Linked DNA regions of Mus musculus: all the other regions are linked to region 1. Evidence: chromatin loops called from intact Hi-C (ENCODE). Cell type or tissue: left cerebral cortex. All regions are shown on one strand. Each heading gives the region's core, and the rest is flanking DNA. Links, peaks and the distances in the headings are about the cores only. Region 1 holds the start of Zfat (zinc finger and AT hook domain containing). Region 2 has its middle 3.6 kb from the start of Khdrbs3. Region 3 overlaps Khdrbs3 (KH domain containing, RNA binding, signal transduction associated 3).

Region 1 (6,690 bases), core at 684-5,683:
AATTATTTAATATTGCTACAAATATATTTAATTATGCAAGGCCACTAAATTTCTCATATAACTAAATAGCATGTCATGTCCATAGATTTGGACACGGATTCCTCCCTGAGCCCTCTTGATAGGTGGACTACCACTAGTGGGCAAGCTGGGACCGAGCTCCTCTAGGAACCAATAAAGCATGAGAATATTCATTATGAACTTCTCAGTGATTTCCATTTCATTCCATTAGTTCTTCTCTCTTAACTGAAGGCATCTAGAAATGTAAAGATTAAAAATGTCAGTCAGGGCTAAGGAGATGGCTCAGGGGTAAAGCTCTTTTGCCCAAACATGAGGGCCTAAGTTTGGATTCTAGGCACCTTCTAAAAAACGCTAGGTGTGGTGGGCTTGTGATCTTAGTGCTGAGCGAGACAGGAGGATCCTAGGGGTTCATTGGCCAGCCAGGCTAGTCAGACAATGAGTTTCAGGTTCAGCAAGAGGCCCTATCTCAAAACATGAGGTACACAACAATAGAGAAGACTGAAAGCTAGCCTCTGCCTTCTAAGTGCACACTCATGTCCCCATCTGAAAGTGTGAGCCACACAAGAAGGTGAGGAAGCAACTGTGGTGTCTCCATTCACAAAACTGCCTTCCGTCCCTTTCCTTACTAATTTCCTCCTTCTTGGGACCAGCCTGGGAAAAGATATGCAATAAGTCTTTTTTGAAAAAATGAGTAGATTTAAGGAAGGAATAGTGGAGAAAAATCACAGCCACCCCTCACCCCCTCAAGACCACATCTACAGTCAGTTTTTTTTTTTTTCTTCTTCTTCTTCTTAAAAAAAATTTGGCTTTACTGTTTGGGAGCCATTGAGTTTTGAGATATATGTTAACTAGCTTCATTTCCAAAACTGATTTTGGCTACAACATTCAAGAGCAATCGACCCACCTGCTAATCAATCAATAGTATTTCAGTGCTGCTTTTTAAGAAAGGCAGCCCAGCACAAAACCAGTATTGTCAGCAACCAGCACAACTCACATGTCCTGACAGAAAATTAGTGTAAATATTTGGAGTTCTAAAAAGGAAATCACATCAATGCAGCATTCTGGTTAGTTCATTTTCAAATGAAAGATGTTACTGTTCCCCTGCCACGCAGCCCTCCCTGAGGCAGAAGTTAGTGGAGGTGAAGCAACAACTTCCTGATTCTCCTCACATTGTGTCTACCGGCATCTGGTGGGTTGTGGAAAGGTGGGGCCACACACTTCATGGACTGTCTATGTGATCTCAAAAAAGCTACACAACCTTCCTGAACACCTGTCCTTTGCTCACCTGCCCACTGAAATAAAGATGTTTTTAAATATGTACTAAACAGAAGAATGAAGAATTAGACCAGTCATCTTAAGGTTCACTGCCCAAAGGCACGTCAACGTTTCTGGTTTTTGTTTTTAAAAAAGTGAACAAAATGAATGAGCTCATTCAGTCGTTCAGTAGCATTACTATGAAATCTGTGATGGGTAGGCAAAGACTAAAAGACCCAGGGGCCTTTGTGACAGGACCCTCTCTCCGCTCGGCAAACTCAGTCCATGGCAGAAAGGGGTAGCAAACAGTTATGCGCAACTGAATGTGAAGAAGTAATAAACACATGACCTCGACCTGTGGGGGTAAGAGAGAGGAACCTAGAGCTGTCTGAGGAGCACTCCAAGCTAAACACTACAGAAGGACTATACTCAGCATTTCACCAGCACTGTAAAAACAAACCAGGGCTGCCCAGACGCCGGTCATTTCCGTCCTGCTTCTTTTAACATTTTTCTCTTGTTTCTGTATGTGTGGAGTACTTTTTTACAATGGCTAATTTAAAAACCTTTCTAAAAGATAGCTTTACCAGCACAAGTACGACTGTTATTATTATATATATACTTAATTGGCCAACTCTAAAACTCATTCCCAGTTTCGAATGCTAAAAAGCTGACCAAGATAGGTAGGGATAAGGGACTTCGATGTCGGTAGAAATATATTCTATCAAAGTTACGTGGAACAGACGCTTCCTGCAGCGTGCGGAGGGGGCTCTAAGCTCCTAACATAAAAAACGGAAAGGTGGTCACTGAGCTTCCAAAAAAAAAAAAAAAAAAAAAAAAAAAAAAGATGTGCGAGGCACTGTCACTTCCAACCCGGCTCGTCCCGGACCCTGGGAGAGCCTGCCTGGGCCAACTACACCTAGTCAACCCGACCGGCAACTTGGGAAACTGAGCCCCGGAAAAGCTAGTATGCAAAGGGGCGCACTAGCCTGCCCACTCGCAGCCGTCCCCGCACGGAAGAGGATTCAGGACATTCCGGGTCCTGACTCCCACGTCCCAGGATCACAGCGTCCCGCCCCGGGCGTGGCCCAAAACAGCGCGCAGAACGCCGGGACGAGAGGCCGGCACCTAGGGTAGCCGCGAGCATGCGCACTGTGCCTTGCGTGCCGAGGGCGGTTCCCCGCGACCGACGTCGCTACGTAGGCGTCGGATCCCCGGGGAGAGGAGGGCGAAGACTCCATCCGCCATGTTGGATGCCGCAGATTCGCCATAACCTCTCCGGCTCTTTCCCTAAAAAAATCAAAATAAAGAGCGAAGTTTCCTCAGGGTGTCCGACTTTCTCGCTCAGCCCGGGAGGGAGCCGGGAAGAGCCCGAGGCTTTTTTTTTCCTCCGCCGTGGGGGCGTTGCCATGGAGACGCGGACGGCAGGTGAGCGGGGATGGGGGTTGGGGCGCGGCGGGGTGGGGGTGGGGCGCGGCGCCGCGCGGGAAACCGCTCGTGGTGTGCAGTGGGGAGGCCGCGCGCAGACTCGGGCCGGCGGAGGGATCCACGGGCGGGCGGAGCGCCGACGTCGCAGCGTTCTGCGGCCCACGTTTGGAAGCTGGCTTGATCCTGCCGCAGGAAAGAAAAAAAAGGGAGGCGGTGGAGAGCAAGCGAGGGGAGCGCCCTGCGCGCCTGGGGAGCAGTTTCCAGGGCTGTGGGCGGTGCCAGGGCGCCCGCCAGCGGCCATCCGCGGGCGTCTGGCTGCATAGGTGTTCGAGTCCCGTTGCCTGCCGCTGTTTGTGTGAGCTTTGAGTTGGCTTCTTGCTTAGTCAACAGTTTCGTAAAGTAGATGACTTCCCCTTCCCAGTGATCAACCCCGTGTTCTTAGCCAGGACGTGCTTCAAGTCCAGCCTTCTCTAGTGACCTTCAGAGGGAGCGGCCAATGAGAGAGATGGGCTTTATCACGGGTGACCCTGTCCCATGCAAGTAGTCATTTGCCTTCTGTCTTTGGCCCAGTGCTGTAGGGCATTGTCCTCGTGCGCTTGAACGAAGTGGCTCCAGGCCACTTCCTCCAGGCAGCCCTCAGACTGTCTAGCCAGAAGCTGCTTTAGCTGGTCTCATTGGAAGGGTAGACTTTTCACTTAACCCCTGGTGACTCCCCTTAACCTTAAGCTTGTGACCTCTAGCCTGTGATTGACACCAATTTAGACTCTTGGACCCTGACTTCCGAGGGTCGCTGCCAGTGTCTCCTGGTTGTTCTTAGTTGGTCATTCACTGAAGAAGAGAAAAGTTGAGAGCCCAGATTCCTGACAGTGGAGCTTTAAAGAGATCGGACTTCTGGCTTGGAAAACAATGTGAACCATATGTTTGCTTGGCCTTTGTCACTGTCCCCTGGAATTCAGACAGGCTCTTAGTAGGGGTGACCTTCTATTGAATGACTGAGTGAAGGAGCTGCTGATCATTTGTACACGTCACTGTGGTTTCCTGCTGGAGCCTGGGTCCATCCATACAGGGGACAGAAAACTCACGTTCCTGGGGCTTACCTCCACTACTCTCCACCTTTAGCTTTGGAACCTATCACTTGATCTGTGAAATTAGTGTTGGTGCTACAGAGTGGCTATAGGTCAAAGGGACACACAACAAGCCCCAAACAGGTTATCTTTCTGTTTTCCAGCCATGACAAGTGAAGAAGGCTCATAGTTTGAACAAAATGTATTTCTGTCAGCTCGTTTCTGGGAAATTTCCCGTTTTGGTGTTGGAAAGGCGGCTTTGGGTGGTAAACAGGCTGGGTGGTCATTGCCCCAGTTCCAGCTCTGTTCTGTGTGTGTTCCAGCTCTGTTCTGTGTTGGTCTCTTTTTCATGGTATCTTTTGCTTTGGGTGCAAAGGTTTCTGCTTCTTTCTTTTCCCACCTTGTAGTGTACACAACAGCTTCTCAGCTATCGCTGTCTTGAAGGAGAATCTAGTGGCTGCTCAGAGCAGGCCTAGTCAGAGTTGGGTGATTACACTGTTTCTCCTCCTCTCATTTTCTTTTATAGATGTCTCATGCATGCTGCCCCTGAAAACCTCTCTATCAAGATGGGTCAGTTTAATAGAGGGGGATTTAGCCTAATGGTTTGTCCCTTGTCACCTGTTGGGGTTGTTAAGCTTTCAGCGTGTCAAACTTTCCAGGGGCAGGTACTCCCTTCAGAGGCAGTCTCTCACTGTTCACAGCTTTGCTGGAGAGAGCCGCTCCTGAGAGACTCTGAGAGCTCCTGAGAGCTCCTGAGGCAGGGGCTGTGACCCTTGTGCTTGAGGCCCATGTGTTGTGCCTCTACCTTGCTCACACTGGTGGCACTCCAGATGGTTTTCATAACAACACACTGTCACCATGCATTTGCTTTGGGAAGTGTGTGTGGATGGAAAGGTGGGGTGAAGTTTGGTTATAATTTTTTTTTTTTCCGAGACAGAATTTTCCAAGAAGCATCCCACATGATTATGATTTTTTTTTTTTTTTTTGTTCTGAAGGGGAAAAAAGTAACTTTGGAGTGGGGAATAGTGAACATTTTAAAACATATATTGTAGATTCAAAGTTGGCTTAAAAAACATAAAATATACATGGTGGCTTACAACCATCTATAATGGGATCCAGTGCCCTCTTCTGGTGTGTCTGAAGACAGCTACAGTGTACTCATGTAAATAAATAAACAATTAAAAAAACATAAAATATAAAAACAAATGAATTTGCTTCTGAAAAGACAATGCTTGGCACACCGATGTCAAACAGGGCCTTGAAGTTGAGTAGCAGAATTGTCTTTGTTCTTTTTAAAGTTTTGAAAATCGTAAGTTGATAGTTATACCTGTGCTTGTGGCACTCACAGCCCTGCAATTTATGAGCACAATGGGGAATAATTAGGTTAATCCAGTCTGGCACCTTTTTTTGTCATCATTTCTTGAGGTGAGAACATTTGAAATGTACTCTTTTAGTGGGTTTTTGAAGTGAAAAATACATTATTTATTCTGTTCACTATGCCATGCAGAATATCATACAGAACGTGAAAACATAGTTTTGCTAATAGAGGCTTGCCTCGTGCCCTGCCTCCCTTTCTCTCAGACCCCATTCTGTTCTCTCCATCTGTGAGGTCTGTTGCTTCAGCTCCACCTGCCTATCTACAAAGGCAGAGCCATTCTCTGTGCTCACATTGCACGCTCTCTTCATCCGCTCATGGACACTTAGGGTGCTTCTTCACCTGGGCTCTTATTACTTTTTTGATGAACATGGAAGTTCAGATGCCCCTCTGCCAACTGGTTTAGAATATTCTCCTTCCTTTAACTCTAGGTCAACTGGCATTGCAACGTATTGACCTCTGGAATCTGGTGCCTTTGTGTTCCAGCCTGTCTGGATAGAAACCAGATGAGTAGGTGGGGACCTTGCCTCAGAGGATAGTGGACAAAGCTGCAGGCCCTCTGGATAGGAAGGTGACATTGTCTCACCATAAGGAGAGGAACCTGGAGCCAAAGAGCATAGGGAGTGTGGGGCATTGGGCGATGCACAGACAGGCTGGTCTCCAGTTGAGCTGAGGTCTGAACCCCAGAAATGGTGATAATTCACCTACAAAACACTGTAGGTGTTCCTTTATGCTCCTGGAACTCTGGCCCCTGCCTAAGTTACTCCCCCCCCCCATCCCCCACAAGAGAAGCATGGTTAGAAGTCACATAGGCAATGACCCAAGCTTCTGACCTTCAGGCTAAACTCCTCCCCAGTTACCTAGCAACAGTGAAGACCATAAAAAGGGCTGTTCAGCCCCTGCTTGCTCTCTTACTTTTTACTCTCTTATTTGTCTCTCTTACCTCTCTTAACCCTCACTCTCACCCCCTCTTTCCTCTCTCTTTGTCTTCTCCTCTCTTCTCTCTCCCTCTTACTCTCTTTCTCTCTAGCCTTCTCTCCCCCCCCCCCACCCCCTTTCTACCTTCTCCCTTTCCCCCTGCCTTTCTATAATACAGCTCTAAAACCATAGAATGTCTCTGGTCATCAAGGCCCATTGCGCTTAGAGGATGGGACAGGCTTTCTCCTAATGAGAAATCTAATCTCCTGTTAGAAGGCCTTCCTGTGCTCCAGTCAAGATCCACTGCACTCACTCTCGCTGCACTCACTCTCACAGGTGTTGGGAACCTCTTCCCTCATCCCTCTCTCCCATAACCCTGGTGGCTTTAGCAAAGTAGCTCCGGGAATCCCCCAGGTAGGGCTGCCCCTTGGCTACCCCCTGAAGAGTGGGTCAGAGGCTTGAATGCCCACCTAGGGATGAGTGGAAGGTAGCTAGCAGCCCTCCCACCCCTGAAAGACCAGAGAATAGGTAAAACTCTGGTGGGGTATGGGCTTCCCCTCCCCTTCTTCTCCGGGCCCTCTTTTTAGTTCCCAACAAGGGAGCTTGGGGTATGTGGCACCAAAATGAGGTGAGGGA
Region 2 (6,690 bases), core at 1,120-6,119, 670 kb before region 1:
GGACAAGGGCAGAGCCTTTGGAGCCCAGGTTCATACTGCCAGGCTCTGGGAACAGGCAGTGCGACCAGACTCCTGGTTTGCCAAAGCACCACGAACTTGCCCAACTTAGGTCGCTTTGCTGTCCGCTGCTATTTGTACGAAAATACCGCCGGGCAGGACTTAAAACGCCAGCCTCCTGAGACCCTTGGCGCAGAAGTCGGTTACATAAAAGCGCCTGCCCTTCAGACTGTCTTTGTCTTCCGAGACTTGCTCCGTGTTGCCCTTCTCCTTATATGGTGGTGTCTGGACGTGGATGAATGAGTCTCTCTAAACTGTCTCCAGTAGGGAACCTACCACACCACGCATGGTGGTGATGTCTTCTGTCGCCCTCCGACAGGCAACCAGACCCCAGCAAATGCTCTCCTAGGCTCCTTTTAGATCCTCTGAGGTGTGTGGAATAAATGTCTCACACTAGACCAAGGACTCCTGAGTCCCTGTTCAGAGGATATCATAACCCCAACCTCGATAACCAGAGTCCCTTGACAGTGCTCAAGACTTCCCTAGAAAAACCTTAATTGCTTCGTTTTTTTCCTCTCCCTGTACTCTAAAGCCCTTCACAGAACTACAACTCCGCTTTCACTAGCCTAGGGCTATCTTGGGGAACAGCAAATTTTGTCTGAGGGAGAGGTCTCTAACACCTGTTGTCAGGGACGGATGTGGAGAGAGCGCCAGAACAGTGTGCTGAAGGAATCCCCCAAGCACCTGATCCCTTTTCCAGCCTTGTGTGGACTTGGTTGCAGGTTAGGTACTACTGTAGCGTCCCCGACAACAACCTCCCCCTTGTCTCTCTTTAGTCAGAACTGGCAAGTGGCAGTAAAATACAGTGGTTAACTAGTTCTGACCTTTTAGCAAACTTAGGTCATTTGTGCCTCAGTCTCTTCATCTATCCTATGGAGATGAGAAAAGATTATTTCTTAGGAACCTCATAAGGATGTACTATTTCACAATCACCAGGCACAAAATGAAAGCCAGACTGTTCTGTGGCAGTCTCCCTCGCATGGCTGCTTTCTGAGGCAGAAGCTTCGAAAGGCAGCAGGCAACACCATCTGTGTGCTCCTTGATGCTGAAGACAGAGCACAACCCCAGCAGAGCAAGCTCATAAGGGTAGATCCTGCTTCTGACCCTGAGCCCCATGCCGGTCTGGCCATGCAGTGTGGCCCAAGTCTGAGCCTCACATCTGGCCCCCCAAGAACTATGTTATGTCAGCAGTCCCTGACATAACATAGTTCTTGGGGGGCCAGATGTGAGGCAGTTGGGGAGTTCTTAAGGGAAGGTTTTTCTCCCTTTACATCTAAATAGAAGCACATGCCTCTTGCTCTAGTCTCCCTAGACTTGAATTCCAGGGATCCTCTGACAAACACTACTGAGGAGAAGAGGCAGGCAGAGTGCCTGGTGAAACAGCGCTCCCTGCCCCGTGTCTTCCATTTTCTGCCTCGGTAGTAGTCTAAACTTTCACTGATGAGTATCTTTATTAAGCAGTTACTAATTATCTTTATTAAGCATTTACTAATTATCTTTATTATGAGCATTTACTAAGTGCCAAGCTGCTCTGGCAGCTTTATACATCGTCCTCTTGATACCTGCAGGAAAGATTCAGTTTATCACCATTTACTCATCAAGAAATCTCCAAGGCTGAGGAATTTTATACTTTGCCAACTGTGCCACCACTGGCAAGCTGAGATTCCAGGCCCTCCTAGTCTGAACCCTTCCCACACCTAACCCTTTCCCGGGTAGTGATCTGAGCCTGATTAGATCTCTGTCCCTCCTCCAGTGGTGCTTTTGGCAGAGATGTCCCGCCAGCAGCTGGGGAGGAGGACTGTGTACCATGAGGCCTACAACAGAGATGCTAACGCGCCTGCTCTGGACCCTCCTCCTCACAGAACTCTCCAAGTGGGCAGGTGCCCAGCCCTGTGAGTGCTCATGCTGGGTCCTCTAGGGGAGAAGACTGATGTTCCTGTAAGAGGCTCAGAAAATCGTCCCCACCCACCAGTCTGGCTGGACCATAAGATCCAGGGCAGGGCACCACCTCCATGTTTTGCTGGCTACTCTGCTGTTCTTCATGAAGTTACCATCCCATGGGTGATGGGTCTTGGAGAAAGTAATAGCTCCCCTGCAGACATCAGCCGGCAGTGATATAAATTCAAGCCTTTGGGATTCTAGGCCAGAGATCTCTCTAGAATACCCTGCTCTGGCCAAGCACTTCCTGTGGACTGAGACTGCTCTGGATTTAGAAGCAAAAGATGTCTTCTCCAATGGCACCTCTGGACAAGGGCACAAGGGCACTGTTGGCTTTACACAAGGCTTTACATCTCCTGTCCACACTCCATGGAGTCCCTCAGCTGGCATAAGGGAACATAACTACCTTTCCAAGTCATTGTCTTGACTCTCAGTCCCAGAGATGCAAGGAGTATCTCCCAAGCCACTGTTACCCATCATTCCAGGCTACCAGAAGGAGCACAGCCAAGTCTCTGCAACCCCAGAGGGATAGTTGTCATTTTATAATCTCCGCCGACTTCCAGGCCTTCTTTCCCAGGGAGAGACAGACCCTTGGCCTCTGACATCAGCTCCAGTGAATCACACACACTGCTGCTGTGCCTGACACCATCAGGGCATGCTCCAATCACAGCCAGTGTCTGTGAGCTAGTTTTCTTCTATATAAGGATTGCTACCCACATTACAAACTTCCCTTTGAATGTGTAAGAGATATGAGCCCTATGTTACATTCTCATGAGTGGAAAAGTTCAAATCTCATTCTGGCCCCCATATCCCTTACTTACTAGCTACCAATCTTTCCCCAGCAAGCATTATCTCTGAGCACCGGGAAAGGGTCAGTTAAGATTTATACCTCACTAACCTCCACATAGACACAGCATTAATGCTTTCTGACTCCTCCTTCTCTCTACACCAGTGTTATTTATGCTCTTGTTCATGCTCACCACACTGAGTCTTTGTCTTCTGTGTCCTTGGAGCCTTCTCAGCTCCTTAGCCCAGCGTCTGGTTGAGCAGTCAGGTCAATGCAAGCAGTCATGTATTCAGGGATCACTCCTTAAAAATAAATTCTCTAACATCACTGTTACTCCAATCTTCGAGACAGTGGCTTTGTTATGTAAGGGGGACACCAAAAGATGGCATAGCCTCACCTAGAAATCCATCATGAGCATGTTACAGCAAAAGACACCAAGAAGATCCACTCTGGGCTCTGACTCCAGTTTTTGCCATAGAAAACAGGTTACACAAGCTTAGACTGTGTGGCTGGAAGGGTAGAAAGCAACCCTGGAAGGAAAGGAGACACTTTGGAAGGCAGGAGTCACAATGTTCAGAGCACATCCACAGATCAGGAGTGACTCCACGAGGCCCCTACTCAATGCAGAAGACAGCCAGAAGGAAACTCAAACATCAAGTAAGTGTGACTAAGAAAGTTGAAACAGTCCAGACATTGGGAGGAGAATTAGATACATTTCCTCGAATACACGTGAACATAATATGTACACAAAGAGAAACACATATGCACATGATCATACATGCGTATATGTACACTCAGATAATCTATCATTTCTGTTCCACTCAGGCTACAAACAGGAGAATCATGTCCTCCAGCTTAATCACTCACATACCTAGAGACACCTAGCCTGTTGCTCTGTATTCACAGGCTTTCCGTGCAAGTCCTCGTTCAATCTGATGGATGGCAAGGCCAGGTCCTCTTGCATGTTTCTCTTTACTGCAGCAAAGCTACCCAGTCAACGCCTGTTCAGCAAAGATGATGCCACAGCTATTGCACACACACCCCCTCGTGGCCAAATTCGGAAGCACATTCCCTCAAAAGTTCGAACTGTGTGGCAGCCACTTGGGTTTTGGCCTCCACTGAAAGGAACTCCAAGGACTGACATGTCAGCCTAAGAAGGAAAATAATGAACATTCTAATGTGAAGGAAATGAAAGGGGAAGAAGGTAATGAAATGCAGGTAGGGGAAAGAAAACGAGAAAGTGGGAGAGAGCAGAACAAAAGAAAGTAAAAGAGTTATGCAAAGAAAAACAAGAGTAAGGAGCATCGGGGGAAGCCTTCCTGTGTTTAAAGGTAGGCATGCAAAGGAAGCAACAAAGGAACAAGAATTAACACTGTCCAGGGGCCTCAATGTGACAGCCAAGTGTGTGCAGAAAAGCCATCTGACCCCACCTACTGGCCATGGTAATTCCAAATCCTTTTGTCTCCATTTCTAAGCCTGGAAAGTGTAACAAGTAACAATTGTTCTCAGCCGGTGTGGTGGCGTAGGCCTTTAGTCCCAGCACTTGGGAGGCAGAGGCAGGCAGATTTCTGAATTGGAGGATTTCTGTAGTTCTAGTCTACAACGTGAGTTCCAGGACAGGATGGAAATTGCCATGCATTCTCTGATCTAGCCGTGGTGGAAATGGGTTTTGTTAGTTTCCTTGATGTGGGAGCTGCCCTGTATCCTTCACATACTGTTCTAAAAATGTGGCATGTGGTGGTGGAATGCACCAAGTTATCACCCACTCCGGCACTTTGTAAGATGCTACAGTTTGAAAAGCACAGCTGAAATGTAAAACATTATTGCCACGATAGTAAAAACATTCACATCCATCTCCTAGCCCACAGTTTCCTGTTAGGATGCATAAAGATACACACACAACAATTTTGTCTACATGGTGGGTTTTTTGGGGAGAGGAGGGCTCAGTAAACTGCATATTTTGAGTTTGGTAAAATAATCAGAAATAAAATATTTTTTGGCAGTATCAGACTCACACATGCACAGCAAGCTGGTCAGGTGATGACATTTTTAAAGTCCAGTACAGATAGATGACCAGTGTTGGGGGCTAGAGAGATGGCTCAGGAATTAAGAACACTTGCAGTTCTTGCAGGAGACCTGAAGTCTGTTGCAAGCACCCAAGTCAGGGGCCTATAAATGCTTATAACTCTAGTTTCAGTACATCTGAATCCCTCTTGTGACCTCCATGGGCACCTGCACTCATCTGAACATACCAACACAGAGATGTACATATATACAGGTAATCAAAATGAAAATAAACTATTTTTTTAAAAGTGTCATTTTTTTCCTGAAGTTAAAGCAAGATGAGATAAGCTTACCAAAAATGCTTGTAAGAAAGAGCAGACATGAAGTTGTATATTCATGTAAGAACACTGAATTCCCAAAGAAAATATTTCAGAACAAAAGTAGACTTCTTGACAGTAACTTTAAGAGAAGCTATGTGTGACCAAACATTTCATTCTCTGCTTTCTCTACAACATACTGCTAGCTTTCACACATCTGAGCTGTCACCCCTACATTGATATATTCTTCCCAAACCCCTGTTTGTTGTTAATGGAGGAGGGAGGCAGGGCATCCTTAATCAACTTCATTCTACATCAGATGATGGTTGGCATACAGCAGTATGCCAGATTCCTCTAGCTGATATTATCGTTTCAGTGGGTCCTCCTTGGTCTCTCTAGCTACACTTACTGGAGACTTGTCTGCAATCAATCACCATTTCAATGTACAAAGCTTAATGATCTATGCACAGTTATACATGCTGAGCTCCCAGGAGCACATACTGGTTGAAGCCACCTGCTAAAGAGCCAAGCACAGACAGCGGCCTCCTCCTTGTCAGGCAGGGACTGTGGGGTAAAGCAGCTTCTTCAGGCTTCTTTTGGAAAATGAAGGAAAGATAATTCCCTACAAGAAGTTACTCTATGATCCTCATGAGATAAATGTGAAGTGCTGACCCCAGGAGCCATGAGCACATGACAAATGACATCTCAGTAGAACATCACTGTACCATGATGGCAGGGAGGGGTATTGTGTGCTGTGTATATAACTTTAACTTGTCTGGAAGTCAACAATGTGAAAAGAAACAAACAATAATGAAGCCATTTATTGAACCCAGCACATCCGAAAAGTATTTCAATATTGTTATCAAAAATCTAAAAATATTGGTGAGCTTTAACAGCCTTTTTTGGTAATATCTCAAGAATCTAGTATTTTGCATCCATAGCACTTCATAATTACATTCAAATATTTTCAATGACTAACAAAAAATACAAAGTTGTCATTTATGGGAGCATGGTCTACACTATTTTAAATTTTAAATTCAATTGATTGAATAGCATTATCAGTAATTGTTTACTACTAACAACACCCATTCATGTGTTAATTAGCCATGTATGTGTGGACAATGGCTGTGACATTGGACAGTACAGTGTGACAGGATGTGATCTAGAATCAAAGCCCTGCTGTCAGTACCTAACCAAATAAATGTGCTTTGTCTCACTCTTCACAAAGTTCCAAAGTATATTGTGTACAACTGGGGTGGTGGCTACAAGATGCTATTGATGTGCTAAGTTCCTTCCCTTCACCATCCTAGGCCTGACAAATTTGATCCCCTTCCACTTTGGGCATCATGACCTCATCCAAGACAGGAATTAGAATTGATGAAGAGCCAAGGAGGAAAACGGTTAGCACTGCTCATCCCTTTCTGCTGATGAGATGCTCCCCTGATGCCCTATGAAGTGTCATTAAAGAGGCATACCTCAGTAAGCGTCCATGTTTGCAGGAGGCGGCTTCAACAGGTGTAGTGCTTTTTTGAGATTCCAGTTAGGGTTCTCTGTTGTGATAAATTACTAACCAAAACCAACATGGGG
Region 3 (6,690 bases), core at 1,150-6,149, 680 kb before region 1:
CCTGGAAGCAATAGTTTATAGGAACATTCCACCATGAAAGAAATCAGGGCACAGTGTAGGACAGGGCTGATTTCAGCACAAGGCAACAGAAAATAAGCCCTGGAATAAAATGCTGCCCCAAATACCCAAATCCACAGATGCCCAATCCCCGAATATAAAACAGGATAATGCTTGCTTATACTAAGCTATTCGTGTGCTCTATTCAGTAAGCGATCACTACAGTACACAGTGGTACCTAATACTATGCAATCCTGGATGACTTACAAAACAAAATGTGTACATGTTTAATAAAGGTCCTATTTTTTTCAAATATTTCTGTACATGTTTGGTTAAAAACACTGACAGATATATAGCAACCAGTTATATACAGCCCATGGATATATATCATACTAGTCATACACACATGTAATAATCCCATCAAAAGGACCAAGGGTACAGGGCAAAGGGCTTCCAGTACGCACACATGGGACAATGTAAGCATCAGTTTATACCGTAAAGGTCCATAACTCCTTGATTAAAAGAATCCATGACTAGACAAGATAAATGAGATAAACTGAACAAAGGAAGGTAGGGGGAAGGAGTAGGAGCAGAGGGAGGGCAAAAGACAGGCCCCCTCTCAGTAGAATGCCAATAGATGAATGTAGCTGCAGTAGAGGAGTAAGGAAATTGCCATTTTATAAATACCACACACACAGCCACGTTTCACGTTGTTCAGAATATGAATGGGTGCTAAAGTCTGTAAGGAACACTTTGAAAAAAAAAAAAAGGAACATTCAGTCTTAAACTAGCGCCCAAGAAAAGCACCAGGTGTTACTAAAGGAGAGAATTTACTTTTCAGGAAGACACCAGCATGACTTCAACCAGTCACCAACCTGCTCACCGGTGCTGTGAAGCCCCTGGCCACGTGCTCTCAGGTGCAGAGAATGTACTGCCTCCTCCTCAACAGTACAAGAGAATCAGAGAGCCCAAAGTTACAGAGACTCTTCCATGAACACTGGTATGTCCTCAGAGGCAGGGGAAGGCAGAGGGCTGTCTCCATTAAAACACTAGAAACCTGGCAGCTGGACAAGGGCTGTCTCCATTAAAACACTGGAAACCTGGCAGCTGGACGCACTGTGTGTTGCTCTGGACCTGGACCCCTCAGGGCAAAATTGGAACAAGTGGCAGAGACAGGTAAGGAATTGAGTGAGAGGCCAGCATCAAATGTGAGCTTCCACAGCCTACAAGAAAAGGCGTTTCCAGTTAGAAAGTATGCAGAGATGATAAACACTAAAAGGGCAACGCCATGTGTAGGACACCACAGCCAATCCTAACTGGTGAGTTCACGGAGATAGTGAAACAAGAGTCTTAGCACTATCCGTTTACTTCTGTGTAAGTGGAAAACTATTTCAGAACAAATCTGTATAGGGGAAAATGTATTTTGAAAGTTGGAGGAAGGAGAGACAGATAGGTAACTACAAGACAGCGTTAGAGGAGGGAACATGAAGATAAGGAACAACAGAAAAGTCAAAGTTGCCTGAATGCTGCCAGCACCAGGCCACTGACCTTACCCTACTCAGCATCCGGTTCATACCTCGTTAACAAGAAAGCCACCCAGTCCTGAGAAAAGTGGAATGAGCTTCACAGCATATAACCCACTCTGCAACAGTTCCTTAGCAATGTTTACCTCCCAGACTGGGTCCCAAAAATTCGACAAGATGTAGGGGGAAGGAGAGAAAGGAGGCCGGAGACGGCTCTGTGGTTGCACGCTCTCGCTATTCCTGCTAAGAACCTTGAGTTGTGTTCCCAGCACCGACACTGGGCAGCTCACTACACCAGCTTCAAGAGATTTGATGCCCTCCCATGGATTCTATAGTCACACATGCAAACACACACAAAAGAAATAAATGAAATCATTGAGAGGATTACTTACTTGTTAAAAACAATAATGAAGGCGACAGCAAGGACAACAGCAGCAGCAGTTTTTGCTCTATGTTCTCTACACACCCAGCCTGCCAGGGAGCCTCGCACAAGCATCACACAGCGGCGCTACAAACACTCCAGAGCGCCGGAACCTGTTTAATCACCATTTGCAGACAGGGGGCTGAGGCGGAGAAGAGTTGAGCCACAACCACAACACATCAAAGGCAGTGCTAAGACATGAGCCCAACTATGCTGACACAAAACTTAACTATCCTGTTCTGCAAAATAGACTGAGTCCGACCCCAGGATCATTTATTTCAGCTAACTAGCTTGCTTGCACACAGTGTAGGAGCTAAGGCAAGGGATTTTTCTAAGTGGTTAACTTCTGTTTATGCTCTCTGGGCACAACTGGACTGAAAGGAAGAGACAAAGAAGCGAGAGCAGTAAGAAAATCCAGTCCCGTTCCCACAGAAAGCAGTTATAACCATTCATTCTGCACTGGTCAACGGGAAAGAGCTGGGGTCTGAAACACAGATAAAACAGGAGGAGCAGCGAAGACCACGGGAAGACCTCACGTTAGATAGCACCGTCACTTCGTCTCAGTGACACCAAATGAGCTCAACAGAGGCAGAACCGTTCCAGTTCAGTTTAGTAGAATTAAATATTCCCAGTTCAATTTAGTAGTTCAAAATATGTCAAGACATACTATTTTAATTGATGATAATCAATTTTTGGAATTCTTATAGTCACTAGATATAGTGATCCAGTATTCAGCACTGTTAAAAAAAATCACCTTAAAAGAGAGGCATGTTTGTTTTTCTAAAACCCTCCTGTGGCTCTGTCCCTGGCACAGGCAGGCCCTCTAACTCACTCTTGTCAATAGCAGCAAAAGGCATGAATAGGCAGAAAACCCCACACCAGCTGACAAACCTTTCTTACTGTTGCTTGCTGTGTATCTCAGACTTTGATATGCATGCCCCAATGCAAACTAACTCTGAGAACTGTAATTCCACTTTGAAGGAACAGACCACAATGGCCCATAGCCACAAGCCAGACCATCCTAGTTAGCTCAGAGTGGTCAATCTAGCGTTTGTAGAGTCTTTCATTAGGTCACAGAGCCTTCTCTAGACTCAAACAGTTAACTGATCCTGTGACCGCCATTACTTTATCTGTAAAATGAGATGAACAAAATTCGTTTCACATAGTAGTACCAGGACTAAATGAACTATGTGAAGAGCAAGCTAGCAACTGTGCACAGCACCCCTTAGGAACTCAGAAGCATGAGCAACTAGACAAAAACATGCCTCTGTGTCCTGAAATGACGGCAAAAGTAGACTAAATTTGAAGGAAAAAAATAGTAGAAATGCATGAAACCCCAAAGAAAGGCAAGCGTGTGCATCAGTGCTAATTTCAGTTCAGGAGTTAAGCTAGGTGGGCAGAAGAGGATCTTCAGCTATGTGGAGCGCCATCTAGTGGAAGAAAAGCAGAGCACAGCTATGTATTATGATCAGAAGAACACCACTGTGAAAATGAGAATGAAAACTGCCCCTCCCCACTCCCTCTAATTTCTCAATGGGACCTGGAACCAGTAGTGACCCCCAAGTGTAGGATTTATGCTGAAGGGAGAGATCAAAGACGTTGCTCGCCCACATCCATGCCCTTTACCACGCCAAAGAAGAGCACCAGTAAGATGCCAGAACACCATTAAGACTCTTAAAATAGCAGCAGAAGCCGATTGGTGAAAATCATGGAAATTTACAGCCTCCCAGCTCAGAGCAAGCTCTCTTGTGCTGCAGTGTCCAGACACGCTCTAAGCTGTGGTCAAAAAAAGGTTTATGGAACTTCATTTGTTAAATTTAGGCTTAGGGTGCTGTGCCCTGACTAGCGTAATGAAATAAAACCAGGGCTGCTGGTTCTGATGGAATTAAAGGGGCTTCCTAAGCCAGAACTTCCAGGGCTGGAAAACTCAGATCACCCTCATATCAGAAGATTATCATGCATAATAATGCTAGGATCTGTGTGTGGTCACTAGACACAGTGTGTTTGCCAAGTGACACCAGTACTCACACACCTGTCTCGGGACAGTCCACAACAGCAGGCAGTAATACTTTAGAACCTATTGTGTGTTCTATATTACATGTGTGTGAACCACCAATCATACTAACAGAGCATTGGGTCCTCAACTTGTGAATGGGCAAATTGAGTGTCTGAGGAGTTAAGCAATTGGACAAATCTGAAGGGTGTCACCTTGCATAATCAGAGAATTCTTTCTGCACCATTTGGTCTTTGTTGGTTGGGTATGGCTACTCCCTAAGGAAATGCCATCCACCAGTCTCCACACTGGCGGTAGGCACAGTCTGCCCCTCTATAGCACGTGGAACCTCTTCTGCTCAGCAGATCACTGGTGCAAGGCTTTGCAGTTAATTAAGCTCTATAGTTAGAGCAGTCGCAGTGCCTGCTTGCACACTACCCCAGGCTCCAAAGCACAAGGCAGAGTGACCTTGATTAATTAGCTGACTCTCCTAATCAGTTTTCTCATCTGTAAAATGAGCTATTCTTTCTTTCCCTTCCCTTCCCTTCCCTTCCCTTCCCTTCCCTTCTCTTTTCTTTTCCTTCCTCATTTTTTTCTTTTCTTTTTTCATTGAGATGGGTTTCTCTGTGCAGCTCTGGCTGTCCTGGAACTCACTCTGTAGACCAGGCTGGCCTCAAAGTTAGAGATCTACCTGCCTCTGCCTCCTGAGTGTGGGGATCAAAGGTGTGTACCAGGACTGCTGGGCATGGTATATTCTTTTAACAATGTTAGAAGAATTAAATGAAACAATATACATAAATCATGAAAATGAGAAAGGGCCCTGGATAAGCAGCAGCTTCAACAATAGTAATTTCAAGTCATATATGTTTAAATATGCTCCCTTCAAGAAAGCCAAGGCTATTGATTGTGGAAATATAACCTTGTGCGTTAGCATTCCCTCATTCCCTCCCTCGCTCACTCCCTCCTTCCTTGCCTTCCTTCCCTTTCTTCCTTTTGAACCTGGCTTTGAAGGATAGGGACTTTCTCATTATACCAGAAACTAAGTAAGAATCTAATACACTCTGAACCAGTTGATTCCTTGGTGACCAAGAATTAAAAACAAAGAGCTCTGTCTGCAGGTTCTACAGGCTCTTTCACACAGCAGGCCCTGAGAGAAGGTTTCAGTAGCACACTTTCTAGGCCACGTTGCCCGCTTTCTCTGACTCTCGGGATGCATACATAAGTAAGACTCCTCACCTTGAACACCCACCAAGGCTCATGCTAGTGTAGCTGGAAAGCTCAGGACACAGTGGGTGGCCTTTCTGTTAAAGCACATTTTCAGACACCTCTTTTAAAAAATTCATCATCACTAACGGAAATTCCTAGTGGGCTTCTACCATAATCAAACTTTTATTTAAAAACAACACTGAGTAACAGCCTTTTACATCCTTTCTTTTTTTATTATTAGACATTTTCTTTATTTACATTTCAAATGCTATCCGGAAAGTTCCCTATACCCCCCTCCCCCCCGCCCTGCTCCCCTACCCACCCACTCCTGCTTCTTGGCCCTGGCGTTCCTCTGTACTGGGGCATATAAAGTTTGCAAGACCAAGGGGCCTCTCTTCCAGTGATGGCCGACTAGGCCATCTTCTGCTACATATGAAGCTAGAGATATGAGCTCTGGGGGTACTAGTTAGTTCATATTGTTGTTCCACCTATAGGGTTGCAGATCCCTTCAGCTCCTTGGGTGCTTTCTCTAGCTTCCCCATTGGGGGCCCTGTGTTCCATCCAATAGCTGACTGTGAGCATCCACTTCTGTATTTGCCAGGCACTGGCATAGCCTCATACAAGACAGCTATACCAGGGTCCTTTCAGCAAAATTTTTCTGGCATATGCAACAGTGTCTGGGTTTGGTGGCTGATTATGGGATGGATCCCCGGGTGGGGTAGTCTCTGGATAGTCCATCCTTTCGTCTTAGCTCCAAACTTTGTCTCTGTAACTCCTTTCATGGGTATTTTGTTCCCTATTCTTAACAGATCCTTTCTAAGCACTAAAGAATTGAAGTTCCAGGCCTGACTCTCTAAGCTCTGCCTCCTTTCCATTTTGGAGCCAGAGATGCCTCACTGGGGAAACCACACACACACACACACACACACACACACACACACACACACACACAGACACACACACACAGACACACACACACACAGACACGATGGCAGGACAAGGATAAAACTACAGACCTTGCAAGATCCTGAATGGGTCAGAGAGAACGCACTGGAAGCACCTGGCACTAAAGAGGCCCTCTACCCGCTTGCTTGTATTTTAACCATTCATAAGTGCTGTCCCAGAGAGAAAAACACCTCGCTTCCTGTTTTAGTAAACATGTATGCCTTTCTCTCTCCCTTCTTCAGTCAGACAGATGACAAGTGGCAAAGGGGTCTGGTGATACCCAAGTTGAAGCTGGCACAGCTTCAGGGCAGTTCAGTTGTTCCTCTGACTTCCCATTTCTGGCTAAGCATGTCCTCAGTGGTATACACTTTTAATCCTAGCACTCAGGAAGTCAGGCAGCCAGACAGGAGGATCTCTATAAACTCGAATTCCAGACCAGCCTGGTCTACATTGTAAGTTCTAGGCCAGCCATGGTTACATAGTAAAACCCTGTCTAAAAATAGAAAAAGGAAAAAAAGAAAGGGAGGGAGGGAGGGAGGAAGGGAGGGAGGGAGGGAGGGAGGGAGGGAGGGAGGGAGGGAGGGAGGGAGGGAGGGAGGAAAATT

Evidence for each region. Peaks named below come from ENCODE experiments on the same cell type or tissue, not always from the same donor. Only the 100,000 strongest peaks of a DNase experiment are listed, where the experiment ranks them.
Region 2: a loop joins it to region 1, with 5 times the contacts of the local background. A loop is called at or near these places in 3 of 42 quality-filtered maps.
Region 3: it touches region 1 in a loop (4-fold over the local background); 3 of 42 quality-filtered maps call a loop at or near these places.

Annotation. Positions count from the first base shown.
Region 1 is chr15:68,254,675-68,261,364 of GRCm38, reverse strand. It overlaps Zfat (zinc finger and AT hook domain containing), which reads left to right and starts at 2,509. Exons shown (of 16, transcript NM_001145888.1): 1 at 2,509-2,697. The coding sequence starts at 2,679. In left cerebral cortex, for the core only: CTCF peaks have their summits at 2,987 and 4,896 (motif pointing left); DNase peaks (open chromatin) are centred at 1,758, 2,426 and 2,817; H3K4me3 peaks cover 2,200 bases; H3K27ac peaks cover 2,319 bases.
Region 2 is chr15:68,921,433-68,928,122 of GRCm38, reverse strand. No RefSeq gene overlaps it. Among named protein-coding and RNA genes, the nearest start is that of Khdrbs3, 3.6 kb to the left of the region's middle. In left cerebral cortex, for the core only: a CTCF peak has its summit at 3,838; DNase peaks (open chromatin) are centred at 2,580, 3,121, 3,815, 4,492 and 3 more places; H3K27ac peaks cover 558 bases.
Region 3 is chr15:68,934,121-68,940,810 of GRCm38, reverse strand. The region is part of intron 1 of Khdrbs3 (KH domain containing, RNA binding, signal transduction associated 3); the gene reads right to left. Among named protein-coding and RNA genes, the nearest start is that of Khdrbs3, 9.0 kb to the right of the region's middle. In left cerebral cortex, for the core only: CTCF peaks have their summits at 2,088 and 3,372 (motif pointing left); DNase peaks (open chromatin) are centred at 3,388 and 4,131; H3K4me3 peaks cover 2,570 bases; H3K27ac peaks cover 314 bases.